2 separate regions of the Mus musculus genome follow, and region 2 is linked to region 1. A link is a loop called in an ENCODE intact Hi-C map of the cell type or tissue named here. Cell type or tissue: heart. All regions are shown on one strand. Each heading gives the region's core, and the rest is flanking DNA. Links, peaks and the distances in the headings are about the cores only.

Evidence for each region. A loop is a pair of places that touch in the nucleus more often than their neighbours do. Peaks named below come from ENCODE experiments on the same cell type or tissue, not always from the same donor. Only the 100,000 strongest peaks of a DNase experiment are listed, where the experiment ranks them.
Region 2: a loop joins it to region 1, with 5 times the contacts of the local background. A loop is called at or near these places in 5 of 42 quality-filtered maps.

What each region holds. Positions count from the first base shown.
Region 1 is chr13:4,607,042-4,616,248 of GRCm38, reverse strand. It overlaps Akr1e1 (aldo-keto reductase family 1, member E1), which reads left to right and starts at 7,085. Exons shown (of 10, transcript NM_018859.2): 1 at 7,085-7,164; 2 at 8,691-8,858. The coding sequence starts at 7,126. It also overlaps the pseudogene Rpl29-ps2. In heart, for the core only: CTCF peaks have their summits at 5,128 (motif pointing right) and 7,508; a DNase peak (open chromatin) is centred at 7,038; H3K4me3 peaks cover 1,211 bases; H3K27ac peaks cover 789 bases.
Region 2 is chr13:4,184,032-4,193,238 of GRCm38, reverse strand. It overlaps Akr1c13 (aldo-keto reductase family 1, member C13), which reads right to left and starts at 2,052. Exons shown (of 9, transcript NM_013778.2): 1 at 1,929-2,052. The coding sequence starts at 2,012. In heart, for the core only: CTCF peaks have their summits at 4,889 (motif pointing left) and 6,412 (motif pointing right); a DNase peak (open chromatin) is centred at 2,098.

The sequences.
Region 1 (9,207 bases), core at 339-8,338:
CAGCAAACCTCACTTATGGACAATCACTTATTGTTGACCAGCCTAGTAGATGTAAAATAGTATCTCATTGTTATTTAATGTGAATTTCCCAAAGAACTGAAGACATTCAGCACTTCTTCGTGAGCTTATTTGCTGAAATGTGTGCTCAAATCTCTTGCTCAATTTTTGGCATATTATGAAATTTCATTATGAAATTTTCACTGTTTGTTTTCTTACTGGTAATTATTTATTAAGCTCATGTTTTGCTGATATAGCCCATACTATATGGCTTGATTTTATGTTTTCTTATGTAACATCAAGTTTCAAATGCCGAAGTCCTTCCTTAAAACTAATTCTATTCTGTCTTTTCTTGTGGCTGGGACTTTCCGCTCTTATATCTAGGAGTAATTTTATTAAATTCACATTCAGAGAAGGTTTTCTTATTTGATTACACTTACAAATTTTATGTTTTAATATGTAGACCAATAATTCATTTAACTTGTATATACGTTGAAAGGTATGGACCATGGCTCATATTGTTTGTGTGCATCTATTTAGCAATACTTGCTGAATAAATCAACTCTTCTTTCCCCGTTGAATCCGCTTTATAAACCTTTACAGATATCCACCTGGCGTTGTTTAAGAAGTCTGTATCTGGCTTCTCCTTCTCCTTCACTGACTTGTGTTTCTGTCTTTTTGCTAATACAACACGTTTAACGTTTATAGCTTCATACTCTTTTTAAAACTTATTTCTCTTACTTCTGAGGTTATAATTACAAGTTTTCCCTTCTCGTATCCCTCCAAAACCACTCAAATGCTTTGCTTTCACTCTTTCAAATTCTTGGCCCTTTTAAATTAGTGTTACAGGTATGTAAGTAGAATGGAATCCCTAACTATAACTCACTGGGCATCCGTATTTTTACTCATATGTACAATTTCAGGACTGACACCTCCATTTCCCTCTCTTCTCCATGTGGATAGCACTTTTTCTTTTATTTACAGAAAATCTATTATTACAGACATTATTTTGTAATTCTATTCAAAATTTATTGCTTCTCTAAATTGATTTTGGAAGGGTTAAGATTACTACCTTACAAGCCTTACAGTTTACAAGTAGGTTACAGCTTTGGGTTGCTTTTTTGCTTTTTTGTTTTTCTTTCTTTGTTTTTCTTTATATATATATTTTTTTATTACATATTTTCCTCAATTACATTTCCAATGCTATCCCAAAAGTCCCCCATACCCTCCCCCCCACTTCCCTCCCCACCCATTCCCATATTTTTGGCCCTGGCGTTCCCCTGTACTGGGGCATATACAGTTTGCATGTCCAATGGGCCTCTCTTTCCAGTGATGGCCGACCAGGCCATCTTTTGATACATAATGCAGCTAGAGTCAAGAGCTCCAGGGTACTGGTTAGTTCATAATGTTGTTGCACCTACAGGGTTGCAGATCTCTTTTAGCTCCTTGGGTACTTTCTTTTTTTTTTTTTAACAGATCTTGCCTGAGTTTGTTTGTAAGAACAACATAGGACCCTGGTCATCTGCAAATAGTGTGTGGGGAGGTGTGTCACAGCAGTCTGTCTGTCTTCACACAGGCAGGAGCCTTTTCTATGGGGCCTTCACAGGGGCCTGTGTACCTTTGGGGGCCTGAGCACCTTTGGGAGCCTGGGCTGGAGCTGAAGCCTGGGCCTTAGCTGGAGCTTTGGCCCCTGCCTTGATTTGAACCTTAGGATTCGGTTGGCAGAGCCTCTGACCCTTGGCCATGTAGCTTTGAATCCGCTTCCCAAGCTTAGGGTGAGCGATGAAAGCCAGCCGCTTGAGTTTGGGGCCTTTTGGCATCTTGGGCTTGATGGCCTGAGGCTTCACCAGGGCCTTGATGGCCTCTGCGCGCGCACTCACTGCCTTTGCATTGTTGGCCTGCATCTTCTTCAGGCCTTTCTTGTTGTGCGTCTTGGCAAAGTGCATGTTCCTCAGGTACTTGGGGTCAACCCCCTTAAGAGATTCGTATCTTTGCGACCGGGGTTTCTTGATGCCATTTCTGTGCCATTTGCGGGACTGGTTGTGTGTGGTGTGGTTCTTGGACTTGGCCATGTCTGCACAGTAACCCGCGGCTCCCGAAGTGCCTGGGACCGGAAGAGAAAAAGGTTTTTTGTTTTTCAATGGCTACTTCTTTACAAAGTGCCTTTGTAATTTTGACATATAGGTAATACATACTTTGGACATAGCAGTGAACTTGATTTGACCTACTTTCCCTTTCTCTAGGCAAGTATCTTGATGTCATGAGACATATTCCTCTCACCCTAAGCTTTAGATATTTCAGATAAACTTGAGATTATCTATAGAGGACATTATGTCAACACCTTTAGCCACACCCTTCACAATTAGTCCCAATATCTGAGTCTCCCTAGTTGATTGCTCTCTCTGTCTCTGTCTCTGTCTCTGTCTCTGTCTCTGTTTCTCTCTCTCTCTCTCTCTCTCTCTCTCTCTCTCTCTCTCTCTCTTTCTCTCTCTTTCTTCTTCTTCTTCTTCTTCTTCTTCTTCTTCTTCTTCTTCTTCTTCTTCTTCTTCTTCTTCTTCTTCTTCTTCTTCTTCTTCTTCTCCTCCTCCTCCTCCTCCTCCTCCTCCTCCTCCTCCTTCTCTCCTCCTCCTCCTCCTCCTCCTTCACTCCCACTCTCTTCTTTCTATGTGTGAATAAATTTCATCAGCCACCTTCTTGCTCATGCAGCCTGCTGCCAGGCTTTACCCTCCATTGATGAACACTTCACTCTGGAATCTTAATCCAATATACACTTATTCTTTCTTAAATTACATTTCTTGAGGTGTTTATTCAGAAACAGGAAATTAACTAATATAGGTGTCATGGATTTTCCATGTTTAAGTTGTGTGCTAACTTTAAGTCTTGGTCAACTCAAAGTCTTTTCTTCCTTTTCTCCTTGCTTTTCTTTCTCCCATTTTCTCTTTCCCTCTCCTGCTCCCATCCCTCTTGCTCCATCCCTCCCCTCTTCTCCAATTCCTTATCTCCCCTCTCTCTGTGTATGTGGGTTGGAGAGGGGGCTAACTATGAGACTAAGAAACAGAAGTTTTATGTATGCCTATCAAGCTGTTTTGTCTTTTCAACTCTTTACTCATAACTTGGGACACTTATCACATAGAAAATTTTGATGCTAAGTTCTTTCTTTTTCTAGAAAGTGTTTCATCTTTGATCTAAACAATGCTCTTTTGGAAAATCAATACAAAAACTAAACTAAGTACAATGCCACAGGTCTCAAATACCCTCAATCCTTTCCTAGCATTTGTCTTACCCTTTTATTGTTGACAGATTGAATCTTCATCCATTCAACTGTCTAATGCAGATATCAGAAGTGGGTGCCTCCTACAGCCCACACTATTACAACACATTATACCCTGTTGGCTATTCTTTTTCCATATCTCATAACACCTCCCCGTCTCCTACTCATTCTCTCACAACATTTAGCCTACTTTCTTATAATTGCCACCATTTGCTGTAGGTTTGTCCCTTCTGGTTTCTGTCCTCTCAGAGGTGGAGAAACAACTTGTAACTCAAAGTCCAAATGATATGGTATTTTATACACTAAAGCCCATTTATGTATATATTTGGTCCAGAATATTATCCCTTTAGTGAATGTGCTAATGAGATAATGAAATAATGTGTATCCTGCTTCAGTTATATACAGTCAATGTTGTCCATTGTGATGGAGTCATTTTTTCTCTAATAATAGATTTCTGTGTATGCAGTTGTTATTTTATTTGTATTAATTTCTTGAGAATTTCACACATCTATACAAAGTATTTTGATTGTTTCACCCAGAATTTCACTCTGTAACTTCTTCTGGATCCACTCCCCACACCTGCCAAACTCCCACCTGACCCCTACTCCCGTCTCTCACCAATCCAATGTGCTCTGTCCATATGTCCACAGACTCACAGCTGTGGGGGCATCCACTTGAGTATGGTTGACTTACCAGAAATTATAAACTTAACGAGAACCAACTACCCTTCCTCTAGAAGCAGTCATCTGCTTATCAATAGCTCATCAGCTAGGGGTGGGGCACTCAAGACTCTCATGCTTTACACACTGAGTCTTTTATTGTCTTGCTCTTGCTTAGGTTTTTTGCAGGCAACCACTGCTGCTGCAAACTCATGCTAATATCATGTGCAAAAAAACCATTGTTTGGCTTCAGTTCTCTCCAACTTACCACTCTTTGACCCACCTCTCCTAAAGGGACCTCTGAATCTTGTGAGGAGGTTTGTGATATAGCTGTCTCATCTGTGGATGAACACCTCACAAACATGAGGTGTTCTCTATGCATTGACCGATTGTATGTTTCTGTATTGATTTCCCTCTACAGAACAAAGACATCTCTCTGATAAAATCTAAGAGGTGCACCATTCAAAGTTATATAGATTAACCATTCAGACAATAGTCTAATGTTATTTAGAAAGCTGATATTAGTAGATTAATCCCGGGCTTGTTCATTCTGCAACCATGAATTCTTGTCCATGATTATTGTGCTAGGCATGCATTTTTCTCTGTGGAATGGTCCTCATATCTAGTCAGAATGAACTGATTACCTGCCCAAAACATTTATGCATGTCTACAAGCATATCTTGCCATGCAGCATATCATTTTGCCTCCAATGTTTTCTGATAGAAAACCTATTGATGACTTTTCTCCTACAGCAGCCCACACAGCATGCAATCTGGATAGCAGAGAAGTTCCCTAGTCAATACCAACTTTATTTCTCTGTTTCCTATGAACAGAATATATGATGTCTTTAATACTAGAATTATATCATCAAATTCTTCTGGTCCACATCCAAGATCACCGTCAATGACCTGCAATATTTTAGAGGTCTCTGCAACCTCCAAAACAACAGCTTAAGGTAAGGTATGGTACACCTGTCACTGAGCTTTTTATTTAGCAACTGGGAGAAATGTTATACTCTGTGTGAGGTAGTATGGCATTTCAATTAAACACACATATACACATATGTATAGACATATATGTGTTCATAAATACATGTCTAAATATATGTATTTCTAGATATACATTTATATATTATATATCATTTATATATGTTTTATACACACCCTACATATATTCCTACATACACATCTGTATTTTGAGAAACAACCACCAGAGGGCAGGAAGAATCAACTTATAAAGTTCATGTGTCTTATGATTTTGTTTTTTCATACAACTTATTAGTGTGTCTTCAATTGTATTTCTTAATTATGAAGAATTATTGCAAAATAGTTCCAAAGTTTAGGTGAAGTGTCTCCTGTGTAGTTACCAGCTTGCCCTTTAAATTTGTTGATTTTTCTCACAATTACCTATATATAAGAATAAAATGTGTTTTCTAAAATGACATTTATTAAATACATATGCAAAATTAACCTAATGGCATCCAAATATTTCCGGTTTACCCTTGTTAAGTTGCTTGTACTGACCAGAATATGCTGTTTATTGAATGGATAATTGAGCAGATGTATTTGCATTCACATATACATATGCATGTGTATATGTTCATTATGTATATGTTAGTGTATATATTTGTCTCTGCCTGCCATGAGAACCTGGCAAAAGTTTTCTGTGTGTTAAAATAAACTACCTCATCAAATTTTGAGGTTTCAATAATTTCTTGTAAAGCATGCTTGTATGTTTTTCAAGTATTTACATCTGTAACATTGGTTTCTGCTAAATTACTACCTAAGAAATCTGAAATGACCATTAAAAAAGAAGGCATCCCTAGATCAAACTACCCTTTTATGAAATGATAGAAATCATTTAAAGATAGGACAATATTTCTATAGATTTATGAACTGAAAGTGTAAGTGTCGCTATGAGTAATAAAAGCTTATCAGAGAGAGAGAGTACTAATAATATTGAACATCTGAAAACACATCCTCTTGCAAATGGATACTTCCATGTTAATCTGCATAAAGATCGAAAGCTACAAATAGTTGTCTGACCGTTAATGGCTTAACTTTGCCATTTTTACAAAATATAAATAAAAAAAGAGAACTGGAGAAGATGTAGAGTTTTCCACATCCACAGTGCATCTGCCATGAGCACTTGAAAAACTCAAACAAATGAACAGATGTGTAATATGGCAACAGAGAAATTAAAATAACAAAACAAAACTTTGGGTTGAAATTGTAAAATTGTTGAATTCTGCTAAGTTTTTAATAAGTTATTAACAAACATAGTGAAGGATACAAAATTCTAAGCACTGTAACACGCAAATCTTCAATTTTTCTAATCATCTTAGTAATGCTAATATTTTCGAAATAGCTATTTACCTTTGCGTTTATGGGCTGGTTTTCTGGTTCCTTCTAGATGTTTCAGCTTGTGATTTTAGGATTATTGCCAACTGAATAAGACCTAAAAATCACCTGGGAGACAGTCTTGTAGGCATTCCTTTGAGGGATTATCTTGTGGGAAGACCCTTGGGTTTTTGTTTTTGTTTTGTTTTGTTTTGTTTGCAATTATAATTACATTTCTCTCTTCCTTTTCCTCCCTCAAAATCTGCCTATATACTATTTGCTCTCTTTAAATGACCTCCCTTATTATTAGTTCTTATTACAGTGAATAATCTTCCAGAGATGTTTAATTTTTAATCTTGATTTTTTTAATTCCATAAGACACACCTTAAAAATGATATTCAGATTATATTTCCTCTATTACTAAAATGGCAATCACCTCAAAGTAGCACTCATCATCATTGCAAGGTTCAAGACAGCTGATATAGTCAAACCTGTTTTTTCCAGGATACTAGAAACGATCATCAATCTAAAACATCTGATGTCCAGGAAATATCCTGAACCACAGCCTGTTTGCAAGAAGGACAGAGCACTGGATCTGGGCTTTAGGCAGGTTGCTCGGAGACGGAATTCTTAGGATCATAGAGGATTTAGGACAGAGATAAAGCACAACCAAACCCAATTGCTTAGGTCCCCTGAAAGATGGACTATGCTCTCAGCCAATCAGAGCACCAAGCGACCTCTCCATCAGCCAATTAAACTGCCAGAACTCCAGCCTATCACGGCATTTCCTGAGGTCCCTGGAACGCTCTCTGGCCGCTAAAGTGCAGGAAGAGGCTGAGCCTTTGAGCAAAGGGGAACCATGGAAAACATCCCTACAGTGGGCTTGGGCACCTGGAAGGTGAGGACACACTCCGGTGTGGGTGGGGCTAAGGGTCCCGGAGCCTGATGAGTACATGCTCAAAAACAGCCAGGGGCACGGGATTTCTTTTGCCTAGGGTGATTCCTTCCAGACCCGGGCTCTGATTAAGGTTTTCCCCCAGACGGATTAGAGGAGAAGTTGGACTCTCTCTCCTGTGATCCTAAAACACCCTGCTCCCTGCGAGGATTCAAAGCTGTTAGACTAACTTTAAATAAAGCAGTGTGCTGTTAACCTAGCCTTGTGTGAGCTAATCACGGACCCCCAGCCTCCGAAAAATCATTTATGCCTAGTGGCACTCATCTTGGCACAGCAAAACCGAGTGTGTGTCAAATGGCCACAAGGAAGCGTGCTACTTTGCATGCTAAAACAAACCAAATAAAAATAATTAAATAATTGCACCGATGTAAGTGTAATGTCTACTTCTGGAGTCCACTAGCGACATTAGAGATATTTGCGAGTAGTTACACTGCTTGCTCAGTTGATTTTGAATGTAGGGCATAATGAACGTGAAGTTGAATAGTTGAATAGGCCTGTCTGACTCTGGGACAAGTTGTGGGGGAGGGGGAGGCATGATCAAAATTTGTTTCTTTTTATGGTTTGGGGGTTTTGTTTTGTTTTGTTTTTGATAAAAAAGTAAATTTAAAAATTCTGTTTATAGGAAGGTTTTCAAATAAATGTTTCTCCAGAATTTTTTGTAAAAAGGATGGGATTATTATTATTATTATTATTATTTTGGCAATTTGGTGATTTGAGTGTTCTTTGGTACCACATAGTGAATGCTGAGATGTGAGATGAAAGAAATGTCAATAAAATAATAAATAAATAAAACTGTGTGTGTGGGGGGGGGGGAATCACCCTCCCAACACAATTGAAGCATTTAATTCTATCTCCTGAAGACACAGGAATATGACTTTCAAAATATGTGAAGGCAATGGAAAACCATAGCAAATGTGACACTGACTGATGATCTTAAATAATGTCGCTATGCTAGATATGTATATCCCCTTGATCCAATAACCAAGTCATTTAGGACAAAGCAAGGAAGAGATCAAATTCAAAGCTACCTTGAGCTACACTTTTCATATTTGATGGAAATGTCTGTGTCTCACTAAGCTTTTCCTGTGTGTACCCTACAGATATTGAGTGAGTCCATGTGTGTGATACTTGTTTTATGTTTACAGTTGATTCATGCATCCCTGGGTGCTAAATATCAGACCGCTTCCTGCCCCAGCTGTTCTTAGCCCTTCTGTAATCGGGAAGCACAACACAGCAAGAGCTGAAAAGCACCCTGTTTCCAGAATGAGTAAAGATAGCAGAACAGAATATTAATCATATTCTGACTATGACGTTCCATTCTCTACCTTTTGGTCTGGCTGATGTTCATACTGCTTTACTGATTTGAGTATTTATGTATTGCTTGGCTATACTTTCCCACATGACGGGGGAGAAAGGGGATTGGGTTCCCCTGACAGAAGAAACTTTCCTTGTGTTTGGTTATATTCCAGGCCTCCCCAGGAGAAGTGACTGATGCAGTTAAGTTGGCTATCAACCTGGGCTACCGGCACTTCGATTGTGCTTACTTATACCACAATGAGAGCGAGGTGGGAATGGGAATCAGTGAGAAGATCAAGGAGGGCGTGGTGAAGAGAGAGGATCTCTTTGTAGTCAGTAAGGTAAGGCTTCTCCACTTCCGCAGGCAAAGCTCCTGGCAGAGCTGGAACCATCTAGCCTAGAGGATTTGGTCAGTTTCCTTATGGGAATTGGTGCTTTGGGGATGTAGTTGATTCTCCTCTAGCTTTGTGAACATGTGAGGTTATGTTTTGTTTGCTTACATCTTTGTTTTATTATTTGGCCATTCAGGTGGCCATGCAGAGACATACCACCAATCAACAATACTTTCATGAATGAAATCTTGGTTGAGTGACACCACCTTTGTGTCTGTAGTGAAGAGAATAAAGTCCGAGCACTTTTGAATTCTTGTCTACTACATAGACCGGCCTTAACTTGGAATCACCTGCTAGA
Region 2 (9,207 bases), core at 489-8,488, 420 kb after region 1:
TTAAACCTAAAATTATTGCCTTGGCTGCCAGATTTGAATAATGATATGACTGGGGTTTTGTTAAAGGTTTAGGGTGTGGGCTGGGGAGATGTCTCACTCAGTAACACCCTTGCAGACAACTTTGGTATCTTAGTTTGGAACCCAGCTCTCTTGTAAAGCAGAGTATGGCATGCAGACTCAGTGCATGAGGAGGAAGCATCAAGGTGAGCCCTGCAGCTCACCCCTGAGCACAACAGACTCGGTGAGACACTGGGTTCACACAGATAAAGCATGAGCATTGGAGGGCAGCTTTGACCTCTTACTTCCTCAGACATTGTTCACAACACACAAAGACACATACAATCATACAATACTTACAAAGGGTTGAAAAAGTAAATGAGAGTAGCTTTTTCATTGTCCTAAGAATCTCTACAGTTATCTTTTCACGATAAAAGACAGTGATTAAGTTCTGGCTTCTACCACCTTATCTGGAAACGAGCCCTGCCTTATCCAAGAGTAAGGACACCGTGAGTTATCAAAGCTGAGGCTCCAGTAGTGGCCTTGACCTATTCTTGATATTGTGCAACTTTGCAAAAGTAACAAATCCTGTGTAGATCTCCAGATTTCTCTGGAGTCTAACAGGAAGGAGATGGACACATTTGAAGTCAAGGGAAGAGATCCTTTGCCACACATTTAAAAGGTATCAGGAGGAATAGAAAACAAGAAAGTCCCTCCAGGTTTGCAAACAGTCCACTTGATGTTTTTTGTTCTGAGGACAACCATGTTCTAAATCCAAAATACACTAATGAATACCAATAACTCACATTTATCTTTACTAGGTCCTCTTTCTCCCCATCATAATGATTCACTATAAAATTCCAGAAAGTTTTCCACAGTTGAGAGTTATACATGGGAGATCTCACTTAGTTCTGGTAAACATCCACTGTGAGATGCTGATGGCTACCCTGAAACAAAACCAAAGTATTTGCAAATATTTGTTTCATGCCTTAGTCTCCGACATTGGTTCCCAACCTTCCTAATGCTGCAACACTTTAATTCATTGCCTCATGCTGTGGTGATCCCCAGACATAAAATGAGTTTGGGGTTCCAACCCACAGATTTGAGAACATACAGGAAGCCACCCTGAATGTTCATTTCCGGCATTTTGCCTTTTTGCAATGAAAAATTATGTTGTAGGTTATGGACATAAAGAGAACTCCCCTCCCACACTGCAACCAAGAAAGCTGATAGGCAATCTGGTGACTTTCTTCTCCTCTATCAATCTTTGAAGCATGGATACAAGAAAAGCATAGTGCCCAGAATTGTTAGGTCATGGGTCTGTCCCTTTAAGCCTGGAGCTCACAGCCAAGTTCACTCTTAGAGCTGGAAGGTCCCAAATGGGAACAGTAGATTCACAGACATGCCTAGGCCAGAAAAGTAAATCCAAGGGGAAATACAAACAAAAATAAAAATAAAAACAAAAACAAAAACAAAAAGAGTCAAATCCTACCAAGACCAGATTCCCAGTCAGACAGTAAAAATAACAAGGAAGATAAACTTTCTCCCTGTCCCTGAATTCGCTTGCTGAGTTATAGTAAATGTTCTAGTGCTACTGAGACATGTACCCTATAGCTTCATTATATGCTGCACTAACACCTACCACAGGAGAAAATGTCTTTAGAGTTTGCCCCCCTTTGTTCCCCTTCAGCATGCCTCCCTACTGATTCACCAGGAACAGGGGTCTTCCTCAGAGAAAAGCAAGCATGAATATAGCTAGGTCTCCCAACCACAGCCACCAATTTCAAGTGCTGCTGTAACCTCTATTTATCAAGAACAATCAGCAAGCAGGGGATACACAATCAGACCCTGATGCAGGGCAAACCTAACTTTCTGTTCTCTTGTACACGGATTAGCTCTAGCCTGAGATACTGACAATCCTGTATTCTTACCTCCTTGGGTTTATAGGTGCCAAAGCCCAGGGCAGGAATTAAGTGGCCATCATTTAGTTTGACACAGTGCTGTTTGGAGCTCATTGTCTCTCACTCCCCTGGCTAAGCACTTCCTGAGTATTCTGTTGCCCTGAAGCGGAAGTGGGTAAACATCGTCTATCAACTTCCTGTCTAATGGTTAACAAGGGACACTCCCTTTCTGGCAGTTAGCCATGCCTACTCACTGGCTAATGTTTAACTATCTGCTATCCAGCTAATGATTAATCAGTGCTACTGTCTGGCTAATGGTTAACAGTACTGTTGTGTGCCTACTGTTTTAAATACTACTATTGTCTGTCTAATGGACACCAACACAAGGGAGGAGTCAGAAATTTAAAGCAGTATTCCACAAATAAGAACGCAAGCCACTCATTTTCATATAAAGGATAAATTTCAAATAAAGTACTATATAAGATAAAGTACGTGTTTACTGTGGTTTTTCTCTTCTTTATCTCATATATTAAATACTATTAAAGAAGAGATTGGTTGAACAATTATAATACTGAAGATACTTATTTTCATTTGGCCATTATGAAGCCTCTACTTGAACATGCATCACTGAAAATCATGAGTTACTGCATGCCCTGTAAACATAAAGAAAAAAGAAGCCACACTTGAGCACTTAAAGTGATAGGGGCATCAAACCACCCAAAAAACTTTGACTCAAAATTTTCCCTGTCTACAAGAAATGCAAAGATAAGATGGAGCAGAAACTGAGGGAATGGCCAAGGAATATCCAGCTCAACTTGATTCCCATCCCATGGGCAAGTATCAGTCCCTGAAAGATGTTATGTTATGGTTGCAGACAGGAAGGAAGCTAGCATAACTGTCCTCTGAAAGGCTCCATCCAGCATCAGACTAAAACAGGTGCAGAGGCCCACAGCCAAACTTTGGATGGAGCTCAGGGACTCTTATGGAAGAGTTGAGGGAAGGATTGAGAGTCCTGAAGAGGGTAGAAACCCTATAAGAAGACCAAGAGAGTCAGCTAAACTGGATACTTGGGGGCTCTCAGAGACTGAACTATCAACTAAAGAGCATACTCAGACTCAACCTAGCACACACACACACACACACACACACACACACACACACATAGTAGAAGTACAGCTTGTGTCTCATGTGGGTCCCAATAACTGGAACGGGAATGTTCCTTAAAACTGTTGCCTGTGTAGTCTGTTTCCCTATCTGGGCTACCTTGTCTGGCCTCCTGGGAGAGAATACATCTAGCAATGCAGAAACTTGATGTGCCAGAGGTAGGGGGATACCCAGGATACCGCCACCCTCTCAGAAGAGAATGGGAGGGGTAGAGACAGTATAAAAGGGGGAGCAGGTGGGTAGTGATCAGGATATAAAGTGAATAAATAATTAATGGAAAAATAGTTCATGAACTGAATTTAGTCTTCTCAGAATTTTTTTAAAAACAAAGATATCAACAACTAAAACTGAAATTTTTTATTAATCATTCCATTCATTTACATCTCAAATGATATCTCACTTCCCAGCTACCCCTCCACAAAACCCCCCATCCCACATCAACCCTCTCCTCCCCCCCTTTGCCTCCATGAGGGTGCTCTCCCACCCACCCTCTCCCACCCTACAGATTCAGCAACTCCCTGTGCTGGGCCTTCAAACCTCCTTGAGACCAAGGTCCTCCCCTCCCACTGCTGTCAGGCAAGTCCATCCTCTACTACATATGTATCTGGAGTCATAGATCCCTCCCTGTACATTCCTTGGTTGGTGGTCTAGCCTCTGGGAACACTGGATAGTCCAGCCAGCCTATGTTGTTTTTCCTATGGGGTTGCAATCCCCCCTGCTCCTCCAGTCCTTCTGTCAGGTTCCTCACGGGGTCCCTAAATTGTCTGATGGTTGGCTCCGAGCATTACATCTGCACTGGTCAGTTGTAGGCCAGACCTCCCAAGGAGCAGCCATACCAGGTTCCTGTCAGCAAGTGGCCGCAGCAACAGTGTAGGGTTTGGTGTCTTCTTTTTGAAATTACTCACTGTAAATTTTTTCATGTATTTTTCTATTATCATTTTCACAAGTGTAACCCTGAAATATAGTAAAGGAGACAGCATGGAATAGTGCTTAGTGGTTGATAAAGAACTGGCAGTTACTGGATTTTTGTTTTCTGCAATATGTAACATGACTTAAAAACTACTATAACATTCACTTCTTAGATCAGTTTGCAACATTTGTTTCAAATAAGTACTTGTGTATATATGCTGGGTGTACCAGAAGAATGTGTCTAATCACTTGGGGGTATAATGACCAGCATTCATGTGAGTCCTAGGTGTATCCTATGGGTGCTAGGATACAAACACTGCTCCCAAGACTTCATAGCAACCACTCTTAACCACTGTACCATTTCTCCAGTCCCTGATTTTAGAACTATAAATAATATGTTAAAATGCAGATCAATAGCTTATGTCCTTGTTCAACATTCATAAAAGGACTAAATTGAAAATAATCAAGTTACTATGAGATTTAGAGTAGGGGAATAAATTTAGTAAAGTATTGATGAGATAGATATTTTTTTTCCATTAAACCTAAAATACATAGATTTCCACTAAAGCAAAACATATGGGACTAGACTACGTGATAATTTTAAATGTCATGTGGCCATATCATGTGCATTACATACAAGTCAGGTTGAAATTAATAAATTTTCATTGTTTTCAAAAAACAGTTATTGTGATTAATAACTTTTCTGTATGCTTTCTAATATTCTAGAATTGATGTCTATCAACTTGGAATCTGAAGAAGGTTTTTTACTAGGGAGTATAAAAGAGGACAGAGAGATTGCTTGGCTCTTAAGAGCATCAGCTCCTTTTCCATTGGACCAAGACTTGCTTCCAGAAACTTCTTGTTGGATGACAACATTCTGTTATTCAGGGATCTGATGCCCTCTTCTGGCTTCATGAGAACTACATCCATGTGGCTAACAGGCACAAGCAGGCAAAATAACTATGCCATAAAAATACAAAAACTCACCCACAAAACCTTCCACCCACAATTTATCGTGCCTATAAGAAGTTCAGGGACAGAGATGGAGCAGAAACTGAGGAAACAGCCAAGCCGTAACAGACCCAGCTTGAGACCCAATCCAGCAAGAGCCAGTCCTTGAAACTATTCATGATACTCTGTTATACTTGCAGAGAGAAGCCTAGCATAACTGTCCTCTGAGAGACTCCACCCAGCTTGGAGCTCAGGGTGTCTTGTTGGGGGAAGGATTAAGGGACCTAGAAGGTATCAGAGCCCCACAAGAAGACCAACAGAGTCAACTAACTTGGGGCTCTCAGAGACTGAACCACCAACCAAACAGCAAGCCTGGTCCAGACCTAGACACCAGCACATATGTAACAGATGTGCAGCTTGGTCTTCATGCAGGTTCCCAACAGCTGGACTGGGGGCTGATCCTAACTCTGTTGCCTGCCTTTGGATCTGGTTCCCCTTGTCTGACCTCATTGGGAGAGGATGTGTTTAGTCTTGCTGTGACTTTATGTGACAGGGTGAGTTGATACCCAAGGTAGGATACTCCCACTTTCTCAAGGGAGAAGGGAAGGAAGGATATGGGGAGGGCCTCTATGAGGGGAGACTGGTAGAAGAAGGGAGCAGGTTGTGATCAGGGTGTAAAGTGAATAAATAAATTAATGAAAATAAAGAAACTATAGTATTTTTAAAGAAATATAAAAGAATATCAGTTATATTTCATCTGTTCCTAGCTTCTGTTGTATAGCATATCTATCTGTGAAATCCACTAATGTGGCTAAAGGAGCCTGCAGTGCATTCTGTTGATTGCATAGTAATGTTGCATTTGTTTACATGTATGACACATATCATTTAGACCTTCCCCTGCTAATGGAAATTTAAGCTATTCCACTTGTCACATATATGAGAACTAATTGTATCATGATATATCTTTGGGCAGATGAATAGGAATAGATGATAGATAGATAGACAGATAGATAGATAGATAGATAGATAGATAGATAGATAGATAGATAGATAGATAATAGGTAGATGAGAGATGGATAGTTGATAGATAATAGATTAGATTGGATAAGATAAGATAAGATTAGATTAGATTAGATTAGATTAGATTAGATAGATGTTGTATCCGGCCAGTAGATCACAGGTCTGGGTTTTAGCCTGGAAAGGCATTTTGGAAACCTGGAAGAGAAGAGGAGCTAGGCAGCACGAGGTAAGGATGGAACCAAGACAAGGCTCTGCTCAAGGTTCCATTTTAATGTCAGCAAACACGCTTTATAAAGAAAAGGGGAGGCCCATCCCTGGCCAAGCAAAGTTCCTTTGAAGTCGATAGGTCAGCCTTATAGTAAATCGCAGTTTGGTGCTAACTCCAGAAAGTCTTGGAACAGAGGCCTCAGGCAGGTTGGGCCTCAGGCAGGTAGTGGCACATCAAAGGAGCAGCACAGCAGGTGGCGCCGCTGCTTATGCAGCAGATGGTCACAGCCAGCCTTGCTAGGCTGGAAGGAGGTAACATTTCCCCCCTTTAAATAATATTAAACAAAACTGGACTTAGGCAAAAAATTTATTTATGCTCTATAATTTTGCCTGAATTCTTAGGGTCCAATGAAGAAACCTGTCTCAGTGGGAATCCCTAACTTTTCTCATGGTAAACCCTTATTTGGATAAGACTGTCCTTTCTGTCCTAGTAACTTCTTTGCTGAATTCCTACTGAATTTCACGGTCATACCAGGACATTGGAACTCTGGTGAAGACTTAACTGTATCAGAATTTGATTTTTAAAAGTACTATAATAAGATAACACTAAAGGAGAGCACATGGATCCTTCTCTGCATTCTTGGATGACAGACGGGGAACAGGAAGGAGGGGATGATGTCCAGCTCTGTAGTACAAGGCCAATTAGCTTTTTAGGATAGGAGGCAGTGAAGGGCTTGCCCTTCCAACAGTATGGTCTCCAACCTCTCTTCCCCCCTATTAATTAAGTTTAATAAGGCCACGCTTAACTGAGGTGATCAAATGATTTTCTCATCCGTAGATGAGTGGGCTTTAACCTTGGCTTAGGGGGGAAATTGAGCCGACTTTTCCTGTGGGTGCTGTCACGACTCACACCTGTGGCTCTTGGTATCTTTTGGGGAGGGGAGGCAGAGCCTTAGCAAGGTATTCTTGGTTGTAACTGAAACTAGAAACCAACCTCCATCTCAATCGGGTGTATCTCACAGGGAACCCAGAAATGGTCAAGCTGGACCTTCCCCTGCAGTAATTTTCTGCACCCAAGCAGTACCCATACTGTATTCATATGATCACAGACCAGTATGCACAATTATGAGTACTGTGTAGCTCTTAAAAGAGAATTGTCAACCTCAGATTTAGCAAGGCCTAGACAAGAATTGTGTCATTAGTAACACCACGATTTGTGACTAAAATAGGAGCCAGAAGTCCTCCTCTTCATCTCTGTTATTCTCACAGCTTGAGGAACTAAGGGGACCTTGCAGTAACAGCAAGGGTGGAAAACCAGAGGCCAGCTAAGGAACTAAGCCCGTCTATCAGAATAAAACCAATCTCTTTTAATATTTAAAATATCTGCCTTACTAGCCCTCTTGGTAAACCTAAATCTCAACTCAGACTAAAAGTCACAAAGCGTGCTGAAATGAAAATAGTAGCTGCTTCCTGTATGCTCTAGGGGGCTGGGATGCATGCCCACTGCAGTCCAGCTGAAGGTGTAGATTGACCTGCTTGAAAGACAAAAATCTTAGACAGTGAAGAGTAACATCACAAAGCTTCTTTTGGGGAAGTTCAGGTACTTTATTCAGTTGCAAATTAGCAAGGCACAAGCTCAGTCTCTGGGCTGGTTTTAGAATAGTAAAAAGGCCAGAGACTCTCTGGAAGTGGGGGATGTGCTTTGAATTAACTTTGCTTAGTAATTAAGAATATAGGAATCTCTAATATTGGACCGAATATTAGACCAGTCTAAGATTGAATTAGAATGACTGATCACACTGAAGAAAAGAGAAAAATCATTATGACTCTATTAAATGACTAATCTTACTAAGTCAGAATACAGTCTCCGATGTACTTTTAAAAGTACATCAAAGTTAAAAGGTTTGAAGCTAGTCTAAACTGGAAAAATGGAAAGAAAGGATGGATCTAAAACATGAATCTTATTTAGTTTTTTAGCCATTTCAATCAGGGCACTGAGTCAACTTACCTGTCAGCTTGTCACACGAATTAACCACTCATGCTTTTGTAGCGTTTTGTGGAGAGAACCTGTTTTTCCCTTCCCTAATAATGTAGCTGTTTAGGATAAATTTATAAGCCAATAAGTAGATCCTTTTAAGATACTATAAAGCATTTATTAAATTCTTTGACATTTAAATTTCAAAATTTGAAAATAAAGGTATGATTTAAATAGTGTGCATGGGAATGCACTAAATAGTATGTATGGGGATACAATTTTTCTCTTTTTTGTCTTTTAATAAGTTAAAGTTTTAAAGTTTCACAATATCTAATCTTTTGAATTAATAACTTGTTGGCAAAACATTTTAAATACTTGGCTGTAAAGGGGCAGTGACTAATTGCACTTTCAATCATTTTTCTTAAGGAGCGGTTGTAACTAGAAAGCTTGAAAAGTTATAAAGAGTCACATGTGCATAATTCATTTATTAACTAGGAATAAGAGCATTTATTTGTAGCAAATTATTAAGTAAAAGTCCTCAAGAATTAACACTATTATGTGGAAACAAGTAGTAACTGAGGACACTAAAAGGAATTATACATGCACAATTTTTAAGAATACTAAAATATTATCTTAAACCATAACTGTTATGAATATATAAACAACGAGGTTATATATCTAATCTATTTTATATGGATGGCCTATAAACTGTTTGAGATATAAATTTATCTTGGCATTGTTTTAAAATGTCCAGCCAATTTAGAACAATTTAATAAATGTCTAAAAACCACCTTCTTAAAAGGACAGCATTTTTTCTATGAGTTGTATACACATAAGCAATTGCAAATTTGAGAATTAATAGCATTTGAGGGACGAACAATCTTAAGAATTGTGAGCTCTGAGATATAACATTGACTATTAATATGCAAATTAAGGTTTGATTTTTTAGCAATTAAAAACACCATCTACAGCACACAAATAGATTATTTGTGCTGAAATGGGGGAAACTTAAGAGACTAAGCATATGATCTAATTTACATTTACTTATGTCTCATATTGGGGTTGTTATTAAACATAGTAATT